Regions from separate parts of the Homo sapiens genome. Here region 1 is linked to region 2. Evidence: chromatin loops called from intact Hi-C (ENCODE). Cell type or tissue: B cell. All regions are shown on one strand. Links, peaks and the distances in the headings refer to the core of each region. The heading gives the core; the rest is flanking DNA. Region 1 has its middle 8.3 kb from the start of SAAL1. Region 2 overlaps PTPN5 (protein tyrosine phosphatase non-receptor type 5).

The links. A loop is a pair of places that touch in the nucleus more often than their neighbours do. Peaks named below come from ENCODE experiments on the same cell type or tissue, not always from the same donor. Only the 100,000 strongest peaks of a DNase experiment are listed, where the experiment ranks them.
Region 1: a loop joins it to region 2, with 35 times the contacts of the local background. A loop is called at or near these places in 48 of 110 quality-filtered maps.

What each region holds. Positions count from the first base shown.
Region 1 is chr11:18,108,395-18,120,292 of GRCh38, forward strand. It overlaps the pseudogene SAA3P. Among named protein-coding and RNA genes, the nearest start is that of SAAL1, 8.3 kb to the left of the region's middle. In B cell, for the core only: CTCF peaks have their summits at 7,292 (motif pointing right) and 7,493; a DNase peak (open chromatin) is centred at 7,297; H3K27me3 peaks cover 445 bases.
Region 2 is chr11:18,725,695-18,737,592 of GRCh38, forward strand. PTPN5 (protein tyrosine phosphatase non-receptor type 5) reads right to left here. Exons shown (of 15, transcript NM_006906.2): 10 at 7,862-7,941; 11 at 7,541-7,678; 12 at 6,898-7,008; 13 at 3,964-4,124; 14 at 3,759-3,872; 15 at 2,234-3,333. The coding sequence ends at 3,240. The region is part of intron 2 of IGSF22-AS1 (IGSF22 antisense RNA 1); the gene reads left to right. IGSF22 (immunoglobulin superfamily member 22) reads right to left here and starts at 494. Exons shown (of 23, transcript NM_173588.4): 1 at 380-494. RefSeq lists enhancers at 5,786-5,865, 5,896-6,035, 6,221-6,340. In B cell, for the core only: CTCF peaks have their summits at 6,462 (motif pointing left) and 6,663; DNase peaks (open chromatin) are centred at 5,977 and 6,437; H3K27ac peaks cover 551 bases.

The DNA of each region.
Region 1 (11,898 bases), core at 4,302-9,301, 620 kb before region 2:
GGTTTGGGGGAGCTTGCAAGCTAGGATTGGTGAGAGATGGCAGCAGGTAAAATTAGTCTTAGAGTCACAGTAGGTTGTTTCAGCAGTTGTTAGATAAAACTGGTCTCCGTTTACAAGAGGCAGTTTCAGCAGTCAGGCTTGCAGAGAGTTACCTTTTTGGAGACAGAAGGTCTCCCTGTGTTGCTCAGGCTGGTCTCCAACTCCTGATCTCAAGTGATCCTCCCACCTCAGCCTCCAAAAGTGTTAAGATTACAGGCATGAGCAACCATACCCAGCTCATTTCTTTTATTTATTTTATTTTAATTAATTAATGTATTTATTTATCTTTTGAGATGGAGTCTCGCTCTGTCGCCCAGGCTGGAGTGCAGTGGCACGATCTCGGCTCACCGCAAGCTCCGCCTCCCGGGTTCACACCATTCTCCTGCCTCAGCCTCCCGAGTAGCTGGGACTACAAGTGCCCACCACCACGCCTGGCTAATATTCTTTGTATTTTTAGTAGAGACGGGGTTTCACCATGCTGGCCAGGATGGTCTCGATCTCCTGACCTCGTGATCCACCGCCTCGGCCTCCCAACTCATTTCTTTTATCATATACACACATATAGGTTATGTTTACCAACCATCATATTGATGTGAGTCCACAATTCAATACTTGCTGGTTTATGATATATAATTTATGTTAAATTTTGACATATACTCATGGTATATTATTTGTTTTATTCTTAATAAAATAAAAATGAGTTTTAAAAAGAAGAGGCCAGGACTGGGCGCGATGGCTCATGCCTATAATCCTAGCACTTTGGGAGGCTGAGGTGGGCTGATCACTTGAGGTCAGGAGTTCAAGACCAGCCTGGAAAACATGGAGAAACCTGGTCTCTACAAAAAATATGAAAATTAGCCAGGCATGGTTGCGCACACCTGTATTCCCAGCTGGGAAGATGGCTTGAGCCTGGGAGGTGGATGTTGCAGTGAGCTGAAATCGCACCGGTGCACTCCAGCCTGGGTGACAGAGTGAGATCCTGTCTCAAAAAAAAAAAAAAAAAAGAAAGAGGCCAGTCTAAAATTCATTTGTAAGTTGTTGGCATTACTGAGATAACCTCCCAATGTCTTCTCAACTTTTATTTGAGTCTGATACTCACAGCTAGGCTCCATGAGTTTTGTTTTTTTTCTTTTCTCTTTGGATCTCAGGTGCACAGAATTGGATTAATCATAATCCTTAGTTATTACACACTCTCCAATGTCATCAGTGTGCTAATCAAACAGAATTACATTTTATAACCAGAAAGCAGGTTTTTTTTCCTTTCTTTTTTTTTGTCCCAATATCTCTCACTTTGATCCTGAACACAAGTCAATTCATGCCTTCCCTAGTTACTCAAAGGTTATTGAAAGTACTGTACAGGCCAGGTACGGTGTTCTCATGCCTGTAATCTCAGCATTTTGGGAGGCTAAGGTGGGAGGATCACTTGAGCCCAGGAGTTCAAGACCAACCTGGGCAACATAGTAAGACCCTGTCTCTACAAATGTTCTTTTTAAAATTAGCCAGGTGTGGTGGGGAGCACCTGTAGTCCCAGCTACTCAGGAGGTTGAGGTGGGAGGGTAGCTTGAGCCCAAGAAGTTGAGACTGCAGTGAGTGGTGATCATGCCACTGCACTCCAACCTGGGCAACAGAGCAAGACTCTGTCTCAAATAACAAAACAAAACAAAACAAACAGTGTTATACAGGTAGTAATTTAAAGCCACAGGTTTGATGGCATTTAGTTTATCTCAAAATGGTAACTAGAAAGTCCAGGTCCAAGTCATGATTTGAAGCTTCCAATTCATTTAAAATGAAAATTTCTCTCCCCTTTCCTAGTTAAGCCCACTATAGATGGGTACTTCAGTCTGGAGGGGGGTGATGACTTTGTTTCCTTCCCTGCTTCCTCCTCCCACAGATAGACAGCTGCTCTTTCTGACCTCTCCCCGATTAGGGGGGAAGGATTGGAAGTGAGAGGGGAGGGAAAGGAAAATTCTTACTTGACTGGTGTTTTCATAAGATGGTTTCATGTTCTTTGGGCCCAGCAGGTGTTTGAAGCTGATTCTGTGTATGTGTGTTGTGGATTCTTCACATATACCACCTCCATCGCTGGAGACGCCTCTCCACAGCTCCCTTGAATAGCGATGCAACCTCCTCCATCTTGCTGGTTTTTTCTCAGCTCCTTATTGCTCCTCACACACACAGATTTGATATGAGATTCATAGATTACTAACTAGGGTAGCTCATGGAATACATTCATAGGAGCAGTGATTACATGAACTCATATGTGCAAGCGTGTTTTATAAGTTCTAAACTCCAATGCAATTGCTAGTTACAGCAAATGGTTCAGAATGTTGACTCTAGCATCAAACTAGCAGTGCAACTTGTGTATGTTATCTAAATTGTCTGTGCCTCACGTTTCCTGAGCTCTAAAATAAGGATAATTAAAGTGTGAGGATCCAGTGGATAACAGAAGAAATCACTTAGACCAGTGCCTGGCCCTTGGTCACCGCACCATGAATAGTAACTGTCATTCTACCACCTTTATCATGATCACACATTCTTTCACTGCCATTGACTCGTTTAGATGAGCTTGAAAATCAACCAGCAGGAGTACTGCCATATTAACCACTGACTCTGACAAGGATGGAACTGGATTCTCAAGAAGGCATGAACAAAGTGCTATAGAGGCATTCATTATTACCCCAGGGTAAGGATTTAGGAGCTGACAGATCTGATTCATTGAGAAGATGACATTTTACCCTGGCACGAACCAAGGAGTAGTCAAAAAGATAAGAGAAATAGCTTTGAAAGGTATTTCTTAGTACCATGGACAGGGACTGGTTGACACTGGGTTTGGGAAATGAAGTGGGGAAAGATTCCTGGGATTATGCCTTCGTGGCAGGGAAAGAGAACACTGAGGAATCCAGATTCCTGGGGGGAAGAAAAAAGGAAAGGACATAGCTGACTGGACAGAAAGGAGGCCTGGACATAGAGGGGCCTAGAAACAGTCCACTGTAACCAGAGATACTTGGGCCAGCAAGACCCAGGAGAGAGGATCCAACTTGGGAAATAAACTATGTGGAGTGTCTGAGAACACCCCTCTCCAAGAATCCAGGATTTTCTGGGATTATGAAAGGAATAACCTCAGGCTACACAGTGAACTTGGAGATGGTCACTGCTGGGGCCAATTCATTGTAACTCCAAGTACTTTTGCTTTTTTTTTTTTTTGCATCTTTATTTATTTCTTTCCTTCTTTCTAACTCTCTTCTTCCTTTCTTCATTTTTCCATTTCTTCTTTTCTTTCTTTTTAGAGACAGGGTGTTGCTCTGTTACCTGGGCTGGAGTGCAGTGGTGTGATCATAGCTCACTGCAACCTTGAGTTCCTGGGCTCAAGCTATCCTCTGGCTTCAGCTTCCCAAGCAGCTGGGATGATAGGTGCACATAACCACACCTGGCTGTTTTTTGTTTGTTTGTTTGTTTTTTGTTTTATAGAGATGGGGGCTTGCTATGTTGCCCAGGCTGGTCTCAAACTCCTGGCTTCAAGCAATCCTCCCGCATCAACCTCCCAAAGTGTTAGGATTACAGGCATCAGTCACCATGTCTGGCCCTTATTTGCCTTTTTGAAGGCATATTATTTGTCTACAAAACCATCTGGGCCTGCTGTTTTCTTTGTAAGAAGATTTAATCTCTTAAAATAATTACAGGCTAATCTAGATTCTCATTTCTTCTTTAGTCGGTATTTGTAAATTGTATTTTTCTATGATTTGTTGATTTTTAATTTAGTTTTAGGCTTCATTACTGAAGTTGTTCATAGGATTATCTTATTATCTTTTCTATTTTATGAACCATATAATTATAGGCTTATAGTTGGTCCATATTATGGTCCATACAATGTGGTCCATGTATAGATATAGTTTTCTCCCCAATTCCCACTATTGTGCATTAGTGCTTTATGTTTTAAAAAATAAAACAGTGATGTTTATTGGTCATCCCTATGGTACTAAACAGGCCCATGATCCCAGGAAGACTGTCATATTCTGCTTCCAGATTCCAATAACAAACTGGATTTCACAAGCATTTATTAAGCATTTTTATGTGTTCTATATCAAGTACTAGGGATATAGAATTCAGTAACTGTAGGTCAACAAATGTCCCTGCCCTCAGGGGCTCACAGCCAGGTCTCCTGAGAGCAGATTGAAAAGGAAGCTCAGTATTTCTCTGGCAGGCCAGCAGGTCGGAAGTGATTGGGGTCTTTGCCACTCTGGCCCCATTTGTTGGTAGCCTGGCCAGCCAGCGAATCCTCTGCATGGTCTCCTGTGAGTCTCTGGACGTTCTCTCTGGCATCGCTGTAGTCCAGGCAAGCAAGGAGATTAATCACCAGGCCAGTGAGCAACAGCCCACCTTCCCATTCTCTGCTTTCCAAGGGAGGACTCTGGGAGAAGCCCAGGAAGGCCAAGGAAGGAGGGGTGAAAACAATGACCCTGCCTGGGCACTGCCCCACTCAGCCAGGCTGGGCACCCCTAGGCTGGATGAACAGCACCCAGAGAGGGAGGGTGAGGAATCACTCACTTCTACCATCCACTCAGACCCTCGCACTAAGCACACAGGCAGAGAGAGGGCAAGAGGAGGAGGGGCTGCAGCCTCTAACTTCTCTGCAAGGAGCTTACCTCTCTCCTGACTGTCCAAGGCAGTCAAGCTCTGCTCACTCATTCCTGGCAACATCAGGAATGTGCATTACCTGATCACTTCTGTAGCCCAGACAGCCCCAAGCCCCCTTTGTACAGCATCATAGTTCCCCCAAGCATGGAAGTATTTGTCTGAATTTTTTGTAATTGGCTTCTTTCATGTCAGAGTAGGCTTTCCACATGTCTTTAGTCCCTGGAAAGGAAAGAAAATGATCAAAACAATTATATACTGGGAAAATAGAGGAATGAACAGTTTTCTTCTCACTACTTTCCTCCCGAAGATTTCAGCCTTCAACAAAGCCCTTGGAAATTATATTGGCTTGAAATAAATATTCTTCTACTTTTCACTTCTCTGGGTTAATGTAATGAGAATTGTACTTGGTGTAAGTTTCATTCTGTTTGATTCCATTCTAAGTTCTGTTATTACTTTGTTTTAACCATGTGTGATGCACCTAAAGAAGAGATGAAATGGTCCTTAAGGGATGTTTCATTGTACAATGAACTTCTACCTGGAAGGACCCAGGGAACCCTCAGTTCCCTGGTGTGAGAACACAGGGGATTCTGAGGGAGGCTGCAGACATATGGCGCTCCTAACCTAGTCAATGAGAGAAATTCATGCCTGTAGGTAGAGTGAGGACAACTTGGTCCTGAATACATCTGAATGTCCAGGCTATAATTAGAAACTGACATCTGTCAGAATTCAGTCAGCAAGTGATAAAGGTGAGTTACCTAAGAAAGCTTTATACTACTGGGTAATCAAATTCAGAAAAAGGACAACTGACCCACTAGTTCAGAACCTCAATGTCCTCCCCAATGAAATGGAGGAGTATTGCCTGCCTCACAGTGATTATGCAGAAGAGCAGAGAAAATACATGTATGATGTCTAGAACATTGTAGGTGGCCAATATATTATCATTTCACTTCTCTGGTCCTTAGGAAAGGTGGCATAAGAAAAAAGAAGGGCTAAACTAAGATGAGGAGCAGGGAGTTACGGACTGAAGGGATCTGATCAAGCTAGAATTAAGTGACGAAGATTTTTTAGAAAATTAACTGATTACGGAAAAGGGGGAACTCAAATATAGAGTTATAATCATGGTTTATATAATTTCTCTATTAGATAACTCATCTTCATTTTATGCATTTATTACTCCTGGTGTTAAATTGATTGCTTTTATTGAGAGTTTATGACATTTTTACTCTACTTATTCCTCTGAGTTACTGACTTAAATGGCTCCTTGATGTTCAGATTGGCTTAATAAGTACTTCCAAAATTCCTGGCACATTTTATCACTTTCAGCAGCAAAACAAGAGGTAGTGGTTCTCAACCTTTGCTGTGCATAAAAATCTACCGAGGTGCTTAGCAAAGGCAAGATTTCTAGGCTCTGTCCCAAGAGACTGTGGCTGCTGGGGGCAGGGGGTAGGGTATGGACCCGGGAATCTTCATTTCATTTCACAAAGCATCCCAGAATCCAGGTGATTCTCACGCAAGTGGTCCCAGAACAACCCTTTGAAAAATATTAACCTAAGGAATGAAAGATATTTGTAGTTGAGTGTGTGAACATGTAAATAGGATTAAAAGCAAATCCTTAAAACCATTTTTCAGAGACTCAGAAAAATAATAATACCTGAAATTTAAAATACTGCATTCTGAAAACAAAATTTTGCCACTTTATTATGGCTAGTGGGGTATATTTCTCCCTCTCTCTCTCTCTCTGTCTCTCTAGATGGAGTCTTGCTCTGTCTCCTAGGCTGGAGTGCAGTGGTGTGATCACAGCTCACTGCAACCTCTGCCTCCTGAGTTCAAGCAATTCTTCTCCCTCAGCCTCCCGAGAGGCTGGGATTATAGGCGCATGCCACCACACCCGGCTAATTTCTGTATTTTTAGTAGAGACAGGATTTCGCCATGTTGGCCAGGCTGGTCTCGAACTCTTGACCTCAGGTGATCTGCCCACCTCAGCCTCCCAAAGTGCTGGGATTACAGGTGTGAGCCACTGTGCCCAGCCCTCGGGGTATATTTCTCTTGCTAGCAGTTTCCTGGCCATATATAAGCCCCAGTAGAACCACCATCAAGGTAATTCACTGTAGGTTTTACTGGGATAAGTGGAGCTAGACTTACCTTCCAAAGGCACCACATCCTATTTGCCATTTCTTAGATAAAGGATGAGCTATGTGTTCACAAATCCGAAACTCTTGTTTTGAAAGCAGCAGAGTACCTTGATTAAGAGCAAGTTCTGCAGAGCAAGACTGCCTGGGTTAATCCTGCTCTGCTTTGGAACTTCTTTACGTATCTTGGGGTTTGTGTGTGTGTGTGTGTGTGTGTGTGTGTTAGTGTGTGTGTGTGTGTGTGTGTGTTAGCTTCTCTGTTAAGGGATAATGCTGCTTGCATCATAGGACTAAATGATGGAAACCAATTCATTAGTACATTTAAACAGTGCCTAGTACGTATTAAAATCTCAGCTAAGCTTGGTTGTTTTTATGGGGACGGTTGGCTCCGTTCAGCTTCCCCATGGACTCGCCTCACACTTTTGATCCACCTGCTTCCTGGCTTCCCAGGAGACATAGACATGAACTGTCCCAGATTTCCCACTAGGGGGCAGTAGAGCCCCACCGGTATTATGGGAACATGCACCCCTCAACTCCACATCTCTCTCATGGTCCTGCTGAAAAGAGGCAGCTCACACCTTATGCGACCTCGGCTGGAGGATCCTCATAGAAGAGTGTCAAAGCTGTCCAGAAAAGCATGAGGAACCACGCTTATGAAAAACCATGCCCCTTCTCTATCCATCTGTGGCATCACTAGCACCTTTGCCCAGTGGGGATGTGGCCTCTGCTCAGCTGCATCCTGGGGGCAGCCAGAAGCAGCCTCCTGCCCCCTATCCTGTGGACCTCACCTTGGCCAGCTGCCTTGAGGAATGTTAACCATCCTTGGCTGCTGACACCCAGGACCAGGGAGCAGAAAATGATGCCAGTGGAGAGCTTCATCCTGCTGCAGGGCCAAGGAAACACAACCAAGGATAATACACATTCTGTTTCAAGTTTTTATTTTTTGTAATGTTAGTCCATTCTTTCATTCCAAGAAAAAAACCCACTCGGTTTTACACACGCACACACACACACACACACACACACACAGGTGTATGTGTATAGATAAAAGATAGAAGGTCAGAGGGTCTACGTCTCCATTTCCATTTGTCTCATTGGAATCCCAGTATCTGACAGAAGAGGAGCAGTGACCCAGGATAAAGCAAATAGACAAAAGTCACACCATGTTTGAGAATCATTATTTTAGATTAGAGCCTGCCAAAATTAGGAATTATGCCTCTTTCTGGGTTCTGAGCATATTTTAGGCACAGTAAAATGAAAGTTATAAGGCAGATAGCTGTCAGAGGATTTCCCTGTCCCTTTGGTTCTTATCTAAGGCAATGCTAAGCAACATTTGAATATTCCCTACACAACTTCCATTCCTTGGAAAAGGTGGGATTCCCTGTGGTCAGTGTAGTATCTGAGCTGGCGTGGCTCACTTGGTCCCAGGAGTAGACAGTAGAAGAGGGGGAAGAGGAGGGGAGTTGTCAACCATCCACAGCCACTGGTCATGGTGTACTTGGAGGAGCTGCTTCATAAAGCAGGGCATGTGATGTCCAGACCTCCTTTTTCCTACTCTTCTTCAGGCAGAAATTGAGGGCCAATGATCACATCCTGTCACAATTATTTTACTCCCTTTGGAACCATTCAATGCTGGAAATCTACTTTCTCGTTTTATTCAAGTCATTCTCTTCTTTGATAGAAGTTGATATGGTTTGGATCTGTGTCCCCACCCAAATTTCATGTTCAATTGTAATTCCCAATGTTGGGAGTGGAGCCTAGAGGGCGGTGATTGAATCAGGAAGGCTGTTTCTCATGAAAGGTTTAACAGCATCCCCCTTGGTACTGTCGTCGTGATAGTGAGTGAATTCTTTTGAGATCTGGTTATTTAAAAGTGTGCAGTACCTCCCCCCTCACTCTCTTTTGTCCTTGCTCCCACCATATGAGATGCCTCACTCCCGCTCTGCCTTTGCCATATTGAAAGTTTCCTGAGGCTTCCCCAGAAGCAGAAGCCACTATGCTTCCTGTACAGACTAAAGAACCATGAACCAATATAACCTCTTTTCTTTATAAAGTACCCAGTTTCAGTCATTTCTTTATGGCAGTATGAGAACGGACTAATACAGAAGTATTAGAAAGCAAGTGGCGTGGAGACACTGGCTCATGCTTATAATACCAGCACTTTGGGAGGCTGAGGCAGAAGGATCACTCGAGGCCAGGAACTCAAGACCAACCTGGGAAACATAGCAAGACCCCATCTCCACTATATATCTGTATATATATTTTTTAAATTAGCGGGGTGTGGTAGTATGCACCTGTGGTCCCAGCTACTCAGGAGGCTGAGGCAGGAGGACTGCTTGAGCCCAGGAGTTGGAGGCTATGGTGAGCCATAATCACACCACTGCACTCTAGCCTGGGTGACAAAGTGACACACTGACTCACAGGAAAAAGAGCAAGAAAGCGAGTATGATTTCTAGATACCAAGAGGAACTCCTCACAGGGACTTTGACAAGCCTTGCCTGTTTTCTTCCTTTGTTACTTAATGTATTCTGCCTTCCGGGAAGGTACACGCAGTTTCTTATGGTGCCAAGCTGAGAATAATAGACAATAACGGCAGTCAGTTCTTTTCACTTGTTTCTCCTGAAAAAGAAAGATTTCCTGTCATGATATCAGAGTCCCCAGGCCTTAAAGGGATTTTCCAACAGTCTCTTACAAGTGACTACGTGTGCTGGTTTGCATGAGATCAGTGTCTATTGTCCAAGCTTAATAGTGGCACATCTTTTCATTGTCTACAATGGCCTGGATTGAACAGTAAATCAGATGGTAGCACTACTCTGATAACCTTGTGTGACCAGGCTGATTGAGAGGCCCAAGACACCTCCATTCTTTTAAGTTACAATTAATTTAAGTAGAAGAGGAGAATACTAAGGCTTAATTCTATTAGGAATTAGAAAAACAAAAATCAGAAAAGCCCAAAAGTCCACAGGTATCATGACTAAGAATGACATCTCAGACCTAAGCCCCAGTCTTAGAAGACCAGCGGGAAGAACTTTATATTCCCTAAATATAAAATGAAGAAAATAATGATACAAAATCACTACCCTCAAAAAATTCACATTTAATGAATCCTAGTTACCAGAATAGTAGATATAGGAAGGATGCAGAAAAATACAACTCCCTTGTAGGGTTGTTGTGAGGATTAAATGATTAATGCTGACAGGGACTTGGGTTAATTCTGGGCACGTGTAAAGCATTTAATTAATTTTAGAGCTTCCACCTTAACCAAGAAAACGCATAATAATTTATATTTTCCAGGAGACAGAAATATTAATTACAATATTGTTACCAAGGCAACCTATTATTAAGACATTAGTAAGTAAGATTACCAATTAGAACTACAGTTATAAGGACCAAGGTTTATTTTCACATAGTGTCAGAGACGTTTGAACCAGAGCGACTCTATTTGGCATGAGGGCTAGGAAAATGAGGCTGAGATTGCTAGGCTGCGTGCTCAGAAAGTTAGGCATTCCTAACCTCTAGATGTTTACAGTTAAGGGAACAAATTCGTAATGTTTACTAAACAGACCCAGACTTGGGAGTGTGCAAATATCCCAATATTTGGAGAACAAAGACATTCCTAATTTTTCTTTGAAGATAATAACATTGGCCGGGCGCGGTGGCTCACGCCTGTAATCCCAGCAATTTTGAAGGCCCAGGTGGGTGGATCACGAGGTCAGGAGTTCGAGAGCAGCCTGGGCAAAATGGTGAAACCCCATCTCTACTAAAAATACAAAAAGCAAAATTAGCTGAGTGTGGTGGCACGCGCTTGTAGTCCGAGCTACTTGGGAGGCTGAAGCAGGAGAATTGCTTGAATCCAGGAGGTGGAGGTTGCAGTGAGCCGTGATTGTGCCACTGCACTCCAGCGTGGGTGACAGAGTGAGACTCCATCTCAAAAAAAAAAAAAAAGATAATAATATTGATTCTTGCAAAATATAGTAATTAAGAAAACAGGGCTGGGTGCGGGGGCTCACGCCTGTAATCCCAGCACTTCGGGAGGCCAAGGCGGTGGATCACCTGAGGTCAGGAATTCAAGACCAACCTGCCCAACATGGCAAAACCCTGTCTTTACTAAAAATACAAAAATTAGCTGTGCGTGGTGGTGGGCACCTGTAATCCCAGCTACTTGGGAGGCTGAGGCAGGAGAATCGCTTGAACTTGGTGGGCAGAGGTTGCAGCGAGCTGAGATTGTGCCACTTCACTACAGCCTAGGCAACAAAGCAAGACTTTGTCTCAAAAAAAAAAAAAAAAGAAAGAAAGAAAGAAAAGAAAAAGAAAAAGAAAAGAAGAAATCTGTTATCACAAACCCTTGTAGCAGAACACATCTCCCCATGTATACAAGCAATTGTGCCTAGGGTGGACACGTTCCTTTTCTGACTTTCAGGAACGTTCTACTCTGTCTATGGAGTAGCTGTCCTTTTGTCACTTTACTTTCTTAATAAATGTGCTTTTACTTTGCACTGTGGACTCGCCCTGAATTCTTTCTTGTGCAAGATCCAAGAACCCTCTCTTGGGGGTCTGGATCCTGAGCCCTGTCCTGTAACAATAGGACATAAAATCATCTTTGAAGTCTGGGTGAAAGACTTGAAAGAAAAATCTTTCGGTAATCTCACGAGTCAGCTAGGGAAAAGGTGCTGAGGCTGAACTCCATCAGACACACACGCTGGGTGGTCAGTGGTATGGAATTTCTGGGTTCTTGCCCTACCTCTCTGCTTCTAGCCAGTGATGTGATTTTGGGAAGGTCTCTCCATCTCCAAAAGGCTCAGTTTTCTGAGCCTTTTAGATCTATTAAATCACTGGAGTAGACTACAGTATATAATGTTTTTAGTCCCTATTTCTTCTACCGTTTTCTCTCTCTCTTTCTTTCTTTCTTTCTTTTTTTTCTTTTCCTTTTTCTTTCTTTCTTTTTTTTTTTTTTTGAGACAGGGTTTTGCTATGTTGCCCAGGCTGGTCTCAAACCCCTGGGCACAAAGTGATCCTCCTACCTTGGCTTTCCAAAGCGCTGCAATTACAGGCATGAGCCACCATGCCTGGCCTTTTTCTAATTTTTTTTTTAATT
Region 2 (11,898 bases), core at 3,704-8,703:
CTCCCAAAGTGCTAGGATTACAGGCGTGAGCCACCGCGCCTGGCCCAGCATTGCAGTTTTTAAAGTCCTATTTCGTATATGAGGAAACTGATGTCTGAAAGAAATGACCTGTCCAAGGTCACTCAGACTAGACTCCTAGCTTTTGACTCCAGTCCAGTGGCGTCCCAGAGGGCTCCAAAGCCTTCTTTAACCCAGGTAGTTAGGGGTTAAACTCTATTCCCTCTCTCCACCCCCTAATATATCTCTGCCTGGGCTGCTTCTACCTTTGGGTTCTGAGACTACTCCCCTGTTCCTATTCCTGCCCTCTACCCTATAGTCCCCTCTGGGCTCAGAAGGTGGTCAGCTTTGTCCCCTTCCTGAGGGAGGAGGGGAGCCTTACCTTCAGCACTGACCAGTCCCTCCCAACACTCGAATGCTGTGTCCACGGCTTTGGAGGCTCAGCTAGTGCCTGGACTGTAGGGTGGCCCGTCTCCTTCTTCCTTTGCCCCAACAGTGAGGCTACCAGTGTCATCTGTTCCTTAAATGTCTGGCCCCCTGGGGGCGATTCCTTAGTCAGGCTCTGCAGCTGTCTCAGCTAGATGGCACACTGCTTGGTTGTGGGGGGAGGGGGAGGGCGGTGGAGAAGGGAGGCGGGAAGCAAAGCTGGATCCAGGCTGGGGGAAACACTGAAGGCCAGGCGGGAAGGAGGCTGAGGGTGGCAGTCCAGGGGTACTTTTTTTGTTCCCTTGTGGTACAGGTTTTGGCTCTCACTGCTGCTGGGTAGGACCTCTCTGAGCTGAGGGGCTCAGGGTAGTGTGTGTGCACAGGCACACACTCAGGTACAGGTGCATGCATAGTCCAGCAGGGCTCAGGGAGCAAAGCAACAGGTCTGTATTTTCCAGGGACTGGGACACGGTGAACTGGGGAGGGCCTCTGGGATCTGCTGCGTTGCTACACAAATCCAGGGGTTCCCATTCATGTTGCACTCCTATGTGTGGTTCATACACAGCCTGAGTATCTTTACAAGGCCACCCTGGGGAAGAACAGGGAAATGTTAGGTCTCCTTCCTCTTCCCACTTCAACAGCCCAATCTCCCTAATCTGGGTAGAAGAGTAGGAGGGCCCATCCTCCGGGGGTTGTGGGGAGGTCTCTGCTTGAGGGTGACTGGAGAGTATGGCCACCTCTTCTCAAGGACTTCCATCTGGGCTGCTTCAGCCACCTGTTGTTTTCTTTTCTTTTCTTTTTTTTGAGATGGAGTCTCTGTCACCCAGACTGGATGCAGTGGCACGATCTTGGCTCACTGCAACCTCTGCCTCCCAGGTTCAAGCGATTCTCCTGCCTCAGCCTCCTGAGTATCTGGGATTACAGGCGTGCACCGCTACGCCCGGCTAATTTTTGTATTTTTAGTAGAGATGGGGTTTCACCATGTTGGTCAGGCTGGTCTCGAACTCCTGACCTCATGATCTGCCACCCCTCGGCCTCCCAATGTGCTGGGATTACAGGCGTGAGCCACCGTGTCCAGCCCACCCTGTTGTTTTCTCATCATCTGTAGCACACCCCGCATGCCTGGACCCTGGATCCCACCCAAGGTTCTGGCACCTTGTAAGGACTTGTTGGTCAGCACCCTTGCCCTGGACCCCTCCTTCTGCCCTGGGGTGACCCCCACCTGCCAGCAGTGGCATCATGGCTACTTTTGCTCCATCCCAGGGGGGCAGGGGACAAGAATAGAGCAGGAGTGTCCAGGATGGCTCAGGATCTCAGCCCACATGCAGATTCCCTGGGCCCCTTGGGAGGAGCTACTCTGAGCCCAGGCCTTACAAGGGAAATTACTGGGCTGCAGCTGCTGTTGGGATCTGTGGAGCTAACATGGGATAAGAGTTTGGCCAACAGGGAGGGGCCTGGGTGTGACCTGAATGTCTCCTTACCCTAGCCTTGGCTTCTCTGGCACATCTGTTGGAAATGGTGACCTGCCAGCCACTGTGCCTTCCCTGGAAGCCTTCCACACCTGTCCTTGAGGCTCCCCATGGCCCAGAGCATGTGTCAGGGCCAGGGCTGAGGCTGTGTGAGAATCCTGCAGAATGTTCCCAGTTTGGCTTTACAAATTTGGACTCGCTCCATACTCCCAGTCTCCACAAGGGGCTCCAGTGAGCAGAAGGGCCAAGCTCACTGTGCTCATGCTGGGGAGGGGCACAAAGACCCAAGTACAGGAAGGAAGGCAGTGGAGGGGAGAGGCAAATCACACAGACCCAGGAGGTTAGTTTTGCTCAAAATGCTCCGTTTATTGCTCTATTCAATGACCACGAGCGAATTATAAAAAGACACCAAATGTCTCTGTCTGCCGTGGGATAAATATTTAAAGTCAGCAATAAAAACACGTGGCTCCAAGATAATACATGTTGCCAAAGAGTCATGCATGCCCTCCTGATGGGCTCTCAACACACGCATGGACATGGGAACACACGCAGAGCAACACGCAGTGAGACTTCTGGGAAGGCTTTCCCACAGTGACACAGAAAAATGTCTCACGTAGATCTGGGCTGAGTCCCCACCCAAACCTTGAGCTCCCCTCCCCTCCCCAACAGGGCCTAGATCCTCTGGGTTCTCCATGCCCCATCTGCCCCCTACCTTGCCAGTGCCTCACAGGCTGGGCACCCTCCTGAGAGCATCTGACACCCAGAGGCCACCCTGGCTGTGATGCCCACTCCAACCTAGAGAACTCTCCCTCAGCTGAAAGCTCTCTGGTGACCTTCTGGAGCTCCCCATGCCTAACTCCCCGTCATCTGCCTTTTGGGAGAAGTGCGGGTGAGGCCGAGGCAGGCAAGTCCGGTTGCTTAGGGGCTGGAGCTCATTACCCCTTCCTGGCTGAGGAGACACAGTGTCCGGTACAGAGGGCAGAGATGGATGGACAGACAGAACACATTGCAGCAGGACACAAAGTGTAGCACGGAAACATTCTGGATCAGGTATTGATGGAACCATCGTTAAAAACTGGAGCCCGGGGTCTGCGTGGTGTGGGTCAGGCCCCGGGGCCCCAGGCCTGGCCTGGCATGTCCCTTCCCGACCCTGCCCCCCACTCCCCAATATGTACAGTAGGAAGAGCAATGCTGGAGGGTAGGGGTCAGGCCAGGCTGACAGAGGACAGAGGGAGCTGACTGAAGGGGAGGAAGCGGGGAGCAGGCCCAGGACCCGAGGCAGGGCCCTGGGTGAGGGCCGAGACTCAGGCTGGGCAGTGCCCAGAGAACCTTGTAGGAGAAGCGCAGTCATTCTGGGGACTGGTGGGACAGCTGCTTTTCGTAGAGGCTCATGACGTGGTGCACAAACTGGTACTGCTCGCATGTCTGGATCATGCCGCCCCTGCCCGGCAGAGATGCACAGTGGGGGCAGGGTCGTGGAGGGATGGGCTGTGGGAGGTGCCCCAAAAGCCATGGAGTAGCAATCACTTGCCAGGCCTTGCCCCTGTGCGTCTTGGAGAGACCAACCCTTGCCAACCATTACCCTCTGCCCCTTCCTATCAGGGACACAGATGACATGTCCTACCACTTTCGGCCTCTGTCCTTTTATCCACCAGCTCTGCTTTTCTTCCCTCTTCATCTGGCCCCCCACTGTCTGGATCCTGCCCCTCTACCCAGCTGTCCTCGCTACTCCTTGTCTGCCCATCAGTCCGTGCCAGTGTTTTCCATCTGCCCCTCACCCCCCGCCCATGCACATGTGGGTCTCTCCCTCTACCCGCTCGGGGCTCTAGCTCCCTTGTGTGTCCCCACTCCCGCCCGTGGGCTGACCTGTCCTGACGGAGCTGGCACGTGGTCTTCAGGATGTCCACCACACCCTCCTGCCGCAGCTGCTGGCAGCAGATGCTGGTGGCAATGAAGCAGCCGGTCCTCCCAATCCCTGCACTGAGGGCCGAGGGGACCGGTGGGGTGAGGGGCAGGGCAGCCCAGCGGGTGGGGGGCTGCCCCGCTCCAGTGGCTGGCTGGGAGGACCCACCTGCAGTGGACGATGATGGGGGCACAGTGGGGCCCCTCCTGCTGGGCTGCCTCCTCCACCTCCCGCACCAGGTGCAGGAGTGGGGGGGCCCGGTCTGGGGTCTTCTGGTCGGGCCAGGATGTGAACCAGTAATGCTTCAGGCCTCGCTCCTCAGTCCCACTCTGTCGAGGAGACAGAGGCCCACCCCAGGTATGTGTGAACTCTTTCAGCTCACAAACCAGCCCAGAGATAGAGATGAGATGGAAGGAGGAAGAACACAGGAAGAACACTGAGAGTGGGACCCCTTCACCCTTCCATCTAGGCCACATTGCCCAGTGGCACCAGACACAGACCCAAAGCCAGCTTGGTTTTGGGGGTTGGTCAGCAGCGTTGGCATGGATCTTGCCTTTGGTCCTGCCCCAACAACTTCAGGATCATCCAAGAGGGGCCAAGAGCCCCTTCTCCAATTTATTACTATCTCCAGGGTTCCTTATCTTAACAAATGGTCCCCCAGTCATCCCTTTGTCACATAACCCAGCCCCGGGACTCTTCTTCGCCTCTTGCTGTGCCTCGCCTGCGCCTGCGTGACTCGCCTCTATCTTAGTGCTGCAATTAGTGCTGCAAGTTTTACCACCTCTTCACACTCCCCGCTTCACTGCCACCTTGACCTTTATCATTGCTCGAGTGTGGGAGATTTCTGCCTCATCCCCAACTGTCTCAGATCCACAGAGTCAAAATAGTCTGTGTACAACACACATCTGGACATGCTGCTCTCCTGCTGAAAACCTGTGGCTTTGGACTGAATGTGTGTGTCCCCTTAAGTTCACATGTTGAAACCAAATCCCAACATGGTGGTATTTGAAGGGAGGGCCTTTGCGAGGTGATGAAGTCATGAGAACGGAGCCCTCACGAATGGGATCAGTGCTCTTACAAAAGGAGCTTTCACTCCTTCTGCCACGTGAGGACATGACCCTGGAAGTGGGTCCTCACCAGGGTCACGGTGCCTTGATCTTGGACTTCCCAGTCTCCAGAACTGTGAAAAATAAACCTGTTGCTTACAAGCTACCTGGTCTATGGTATTTTGTTATAGCAGCCTGAGCAGACCACAACATCCTTCAATGTCTCTCACTGCTCTCAGAATAAGACCCACTCTCCTCAGTCCTTCACCTGGCTAGGAAGACAACTGCTACAGGGCCTGCCCTTCCAGACACACCTCCTGCCCCTGCGTACTTGTACTCAATGCTCCCACACTCCAAAAGGTTTGTAGGTAAAATCTCAGCAGCACACACAAACACATGTGCACACATACATGCACACAAGTGTTCCATCTTCCATGTCCTTACTTTTATTATTTTCTCACTGGGAATGTTCTCCTGACTTGTTTGCCCCTGGTCAACTCTTACTTATCCTTCAAGACCCCATTCAGCACCACCATGTACAGGAAGCCCTCCCTGAGCACATCAGCTGGCAGAGTGTCCTTCTTTTATACATATATATATACACACACACCTATATATATATTTATATTTTATATATATTTTATATATTATATATTTATATTATATATATTTTATATATAGGTATAATAGGATATGTATATCATATATACATACATATATGATATACATATCCTATATTCATCCAATATAACATCATATGATATACATATCCTATATTCTATATACCTATCTCTAGCTCAGTACTTACCATCTTATACAATGCTTCTCAAGGAAAGAGTCCAAGCTTTGGGAAGCTCTGTGTTCACAGTATCCAACCCAGAACCAAGCTCAGGCCAGGTGCTCGTAATGTCTTATGGACAAAAGTAAATTCCCTCAAACTCCAAGATGCCCTGGTTCTTCCCTCATCATCTCCATGGCATTGAGAAGGTGAGCAGCCCTGCCTCATCTCAGCCTGTCTTTCTGGGGAATTTCTACTCAGGAAGCCATTTTCTCAAGTCCTGAGTTACCTGGCTGTGACAGTGACCACTACTTCTGCTTTTCACTTCCTGGCCCTTCATGCCCTCCAACAAGACCTGGATCTTAGAGCTGCTTGTGGGGGCACTGCTCTTGGGGGCTGAGATGCTCTCGACACCCTACCTGGCCCCTATTCAGTGGGAGAGGGAACAGCTCAGAGGGCCAAGTCTCCGGTCTTGTGCTCAGTAACCCCTGTGGCTGTCAGCATCAATGAACTTCCTTGGCTGCTCCTGGATAGGGCATCAGCTTCCTGATGCCTGGTTCACCTCTTCCAGCCTTTGGGGTTATTACAATTACAGCCTTCCCTAAACATGGGTCTTATTTCTCACAAACAGAATCCACTAATCCCGATTTCAAAGGAACAGTCTCCTCTATTATGCTGATCCTGGAGGAAGCACAACTTCAGGGTGGGAGGATACCTTCTCCCACTCTTCTGGGCTGTTTTGTATTGCTCATATTTTGTGTGTCTTCCTTTTTCTTGCTGTTTTCTGTAACCACAGCCCCCTGTACAACCCCAAAGCAGCAAAGAGTGCCTGCCCTCTTGTGGACAGATTGGGCACTACAGGCCAGAAGCCCAGGATCCCAGGTGAAGAGATGTTTCTAAGGAGGATCTCAAAGTCATGATGAACCCTCAATTATAAGCACAGTGCTGGAGGCTGCTGAAGTCCCCTCATCCAGACAGTCCTGGCCTTGGGTACATTTGAAGCATAGCTAGAATGCATTATGAATGACAGAGTAGAGAGACAGAGAGAGCCCAACAGCATGAAATGTAACTGAGGACTGGGAAATGCAAGGGGTTTGATTCTACCTCTGGCTCCCAAGTCCATTCACCTCTCACTCATCCGTAATTATCAGAAAATCTGGGAGTGACACTGGCTTTTATGTCAGTTACAGTGGACTTGGGGGACCTGTTCTCTGTGGAGCCCCCAGTTAAGCCCCTACACTCATCCTCAGCTTCACCCAGCCCTGCCCCAGGCCTCACCTTGAGGGAGATGAGTCGCAGCCGGTAATCCTCCGTGTGAATGACTTTCTGCACAGTGATCTCAACACCGTCGTACGCCACCTGCTCCTCCGGCCAATACTCGGTGCATTTCTGCAGGGGCCCAGATCAGGCTGCCATACAATCCTGTTCCCTTCCCACAACTCTCTACACTCTCTTCAGGGCCAGCGGAGAGATACACAAGGGCAACAGGGTTGCTGCTACAGAGTGTTGGGTTCAAATCTCAGCTGCAAACTCTATAAGCTACTTCCGTTTCCTGAGTCTCAGTTTCTTCCTCTGGAAAACAGAAGTGCTACCCATCTGAAGGACTTTTATGGAGATTCGGTTAAATGGGCCCTTATGGGTACAGGAGTAGCCAACATCTGTCCTGGCAGGCTGGGAGGCAGCAGAGTGCTGTGTTTAAGGTCACGGGCACTGGAAGTGGAGAGGCCACCTCCAGGCATGCCTCTATCTGTGAAGCCCGGGGCAAATGACTTAACCTTACCGAGCCTCACATCTCCTCATCTTGGCAGCGGAGTGAACACCGCCGACCTCTTGAGATTGTCATAAAGATTAATTTGAGAACAAGATACTTAGTGTAGGGCGCAATGTAGCAGACACTTAGAATGGGGACGGGGGTCCCTACCTCGTTCATCTCCTCGATGTTGGTGATCATGACAATGATGGGCGTGTGCTCCTGCCACACCATGCGCCAGAAGTCGGCGACCGTGCTGACGATGGGTCCCTGAGTGGCGATGTACACCTTCTCCTCCCCACCATAGCCCTGCGGCCAGCCAAGTCCAGGCTGTCAGGGTCAGAGGCAGTGCTCCCAGGACCCCATCCCCACACTCAGGCTCTTCACAGGAGCTGGCAGGAGCCAGACTGGTGTAGGGACAAGGCTGGAGGATGGATCCCATCGACTCAGGCCTCCCCTTGAGCAAGAGGCCGTCAGGGTGGGAATACGTACCCGGATGTAGTTGGCATTGATGTAGGAACTCAGAGGGTCGTCAGGGTCTGGTGAGGTCAGACACACTCTGCTGTGAGGGTCTGGGGTGGTGGGAGACAAGTAAGGCTGGAAACTGGGCCCTCTGGTGCAGGACCCACTTGCTCTGGCCTATTCCAGCATACCCACACTTCTTCTGCGACATTAGCAGTTCTTCCTTCCCTTGCCCAGCAGCAAAACATTGACCCATTCATGGTTCATTTTGTAGGTGAGGACTCAGGATGAGGAGGAGGGTGGAGAGAGAGGGGGGTCCCCGGGTCTCTACCTCTGTCTCTATCCTTAGCCTGTGCCTCTTAAGTTGCCCTATACTCACTGCATCTTAGCTTCTGGAGAGGAGACAGCTAAGTCAACAATGGAATTACCTAGGGAAATTCCTGTACAGATCTTGTTCAGCAAGAGACAGCTAGCTTGAGTACACACTGTCATTGACTTGCTGTGTAGGCTTGTAAAACACATGGCCTTTCTAAGCCTTAGTTTTCCTATCTGTCAAATGGAGGCAAAGATGCCTACTTGCTTGGGCTGTTGGGAAGATGAATGAGAAAAGAGATGTGAAAGTTCTGTGTAAACTGTAAAGTGCTTTATAAATATAAAGGGCTGTTAAGATTCGGGAGTAGAAAGTTGACGGAGGCTATTAACATGAAAACGATAGTCTCCTCTATCTGGATTAAGACTGTGGGGTCTCAGCCTCATGTCCACATATGCAAAAAGGTTTTTTTTCCTTTCAATTTATTCACATGTCAAATCCCATAGTAAAAGGGTCTCTGTCACTCAGCTGGAGTGCAGTGGCACGATTATGGCTCGCTGCCGCCTCAAACTCCTGGGCCCAAGTGATCCTCCTGCTTCAACCCCCTGAGTAAGCAGGACTAAGCCATGAGCCACTGCACCTGGCTAAATTTATTTTTTTATTTTTATTTGTTTATTTTGGTAGAGATGAGGTCTTGCTATGTTGACTAGGCTGGTCTCCAATTCCTGGCTCAAGTGATCCTCCTACCTCGGCCTCTCAATGTGCTGGGGTTATAGGCATGAGCCACTGTGCCCAGCCCCCACTCTGCTCTTCTTCCTGGAGTAGATTTTGTTTTGTTCCAGCTACAGCCTCTCTGCATTGACTATTCTGTCAGCCTGCAGAGGCCAAGACTGAGGTTGTATGGGGTAAGGGGGAAGCTGGCTGGGGCCCCAGATTCCTGGGTTCTGGTTTAGTTTTGTCATCAGCTCACTTGTCCAGGCCTCAGTTTCTTTCCTATAATAGGGAGGACTGGACTAAAGGCACTTCCAGTGTGCACATTAGGAGGCTCTCACAGGCAGTATAGGGGAGTCATTAAGAGTCTACACCGCTGAGCCAGAGAGGCTAGGTTCAAATCCTGATTCTGACTTACTAGCAGTGTCAACATGGACAATTTACTTTATCTCCCTGTGCCTTATCTGTAATCTGGGGATGGTCATTCCACAATGACCTTGCTTATCTTGTAAAGGAGTTAACTTTAACAACTAGAGTCCTTATGCCAGTAACTAGGACCAACACGAAGTATCAGTTGCTGTTATTCCTGACATTATTACAAGTTCCACAAGTTAAAGGATAAAAAGAAGGATCCTAAACCCAGTAGGAGAAATTGGGGAGGTAAAGGGCACAAGCTTCGCCTCTTTAGCCCAACCCCAATGTCTAAGGTTTTGGCAGGTGATTTGGGGCAGTTCTTGTGAAGAGGGGGTGTAGAGGGTGGCAGGGATGGAGAGGAGACAGGGTAAACGGGAGGGGGGCTTTTGGGGGACCTGCAGCAGAGAGGGGCAGGAAGCTCTGTATGGGCCGTCTCCCTTCTCCTTGTCTGCAGGCAATGCTGTTCTGTCAGATTCACGTGCACAGTGCAGGGTAGGGAGTGGTGAGTGGTGAGGCTGGAGAGGAACCAGGCGACAAAGGGTCTTATAAACCAGGCTTAGAAAGCTGGATTTAGGCCGGGCGTGGTGGCTCAAGCCTGTAAGCCCAGCACTTTGGGAGGCTGAGGTGGGCGGATCACTTGAGGTCAGGAGTTGGAGAGCAGCCTGGCCAACACAGTCAAACCCTGTTCCTACTAAAAATACAAAAATTAGCCAGAAATTGCTTGAACCCAGGAGGCAGAGGTTGCAGTGAGCCGAGACTGTGCCACTGCACTCCAGCCTGGGCAGCAGAGTGAGACTCTGTCTCCCCCAAAAAAAAAAAAAAAGCTGGACTTAAACCTGAGGATTACGAGGGTGACAACAATGATGGCATTTAAGGAAGAGAATGACACAATTAGATTTGTTTTGCCTCATTTTGGTGACAATGGTAGAAGATGGAGAGGAGAGTGTGGAAGCCAGAAGACCAGTTAGAGGTTTACTGCAATGATCCAAGTAAGAAGTGTCAAGGATCACAGGGCTGTCCAGCCTGGCACGGCTCCAGGGGGCACTTATGTCAATGTAGTCTATGTAAATTGTGTCCCCTGGAATTGGACAACATGAAAGCCCTAACCTCAAAAACATCATTTGGCAGTGAGGCTGGAGAAGAGGATGTAGATTTGAGAGATATTATTCATTCATTCATTCAAATAGGTGCAGACCCCGGCATGGTGGCTCATGCCTATAATCCCAGCACTTTGGGAGGCCGAAGCAGGCGAGGACAGCTTGAGGCCAGAAGTTTGAGACCAGCCTGGTCAACAGAGCAAGACCTCCATCTCTACAAAAATTAAAACAGTCCAAATAGGTGCAGAATGTCTACCATGTGCCAGGCAGCACTGCTTTGATGCTTGGGACACGGCGGAGAAGGGGACAGAAATTGCTCCCAGCATCTTGTTCTCAATGCTGCCTGTGGGTTACTGTTCACTCTGACTGTAACTGTGCATGGACCTCTCTCCCCCGCTAGGCTGGAAGCTCCTTGTGCACAGAGTCTGTGTCCTATTTATGTCTAAATCCTCAGCCCCTGGGGCAGGAGCCGAGGAAATGTGTGCCCAGTGAATGAGAGAACAAACCTCAGCGCGTCCTGGATCTCAGAGGCAGCCTCTGCTCAGCCTCACCTGCCCTCTGCACCCCCCAACCCAGTCTCTGAGGGCACAGGCTCCATTCTTGCTGGACACAGACAAGATTCTTTATTGGGCTCGGGGGCCTGGAGGCTCAGGGCATGGTTGGAGGCAGCTCAAGCCTCTTGGAATGCAGCGGGGACTGCATCTGCACGGAATCCTAGTCTGCTCCCACCTTCCCCCAGTGGCCATTCTGAGCAGCCAGCAAAGTCCAAGGTTCTAGGATACTCGAGTCCCTCCCTCCAGGTAGGGCTGGGATCGGGGAGGGCAAGACGAGGGAAGAGGTGAGCATCCCTGAATAATGCATCCTGGCCTTAAATGGCTCTTTGTTTAACCGGAACTACCTAGAGACTGTGTAACCATAGCAACTACAAGTCGATATTTTAAAAGTTAAAAATAAGTCATGACATCTTACATGTTGTTGGAGATGCTGATGGCAAAACTGCTTTTTAAAAGCCTCGCTACTCCACAAACTGAATGGAGTAGGTTTATGGGGATTCACTTTCAACAAGTCAACGCCCAAGCTAGCCCTGGGGACTGGGGTCAGAACTTGGCGAGGGTGGCAGGCTCATCGAGGCTTGATAAAAGTTATCTGAAAATGATACCCCAGGGCTGAAAGAGGAGCATCAGGTCACCTGGTCTAACTGCCCCCAAAGGAGGAAAACCCCTTTCAGACCTTCTAGGGGACTGCTCGTGCCGCCTCACTTGAATATACTGAGTAATGGGGAGCTCACTCCCTGACAGAGACAACTCATTTGCCTGTGGGAGTGGATGTCCCTGTTAGAGGGCTTACAATTCGACCACACTCCACACAGTGTAGACAGAGAGCCTGACTCTGGGATCACAGAGGCCCAGGTCTGAAATTCAGCTCTGCACTTCCTAGCTGTGGGACTGCAGGTGAGCCACTTAACCTCTCTAAGCCTTAACTTCCTTTCCTTAAAATCTGCCCACTCTGAAAAGAGTTTCGGTTACCACAGTGTG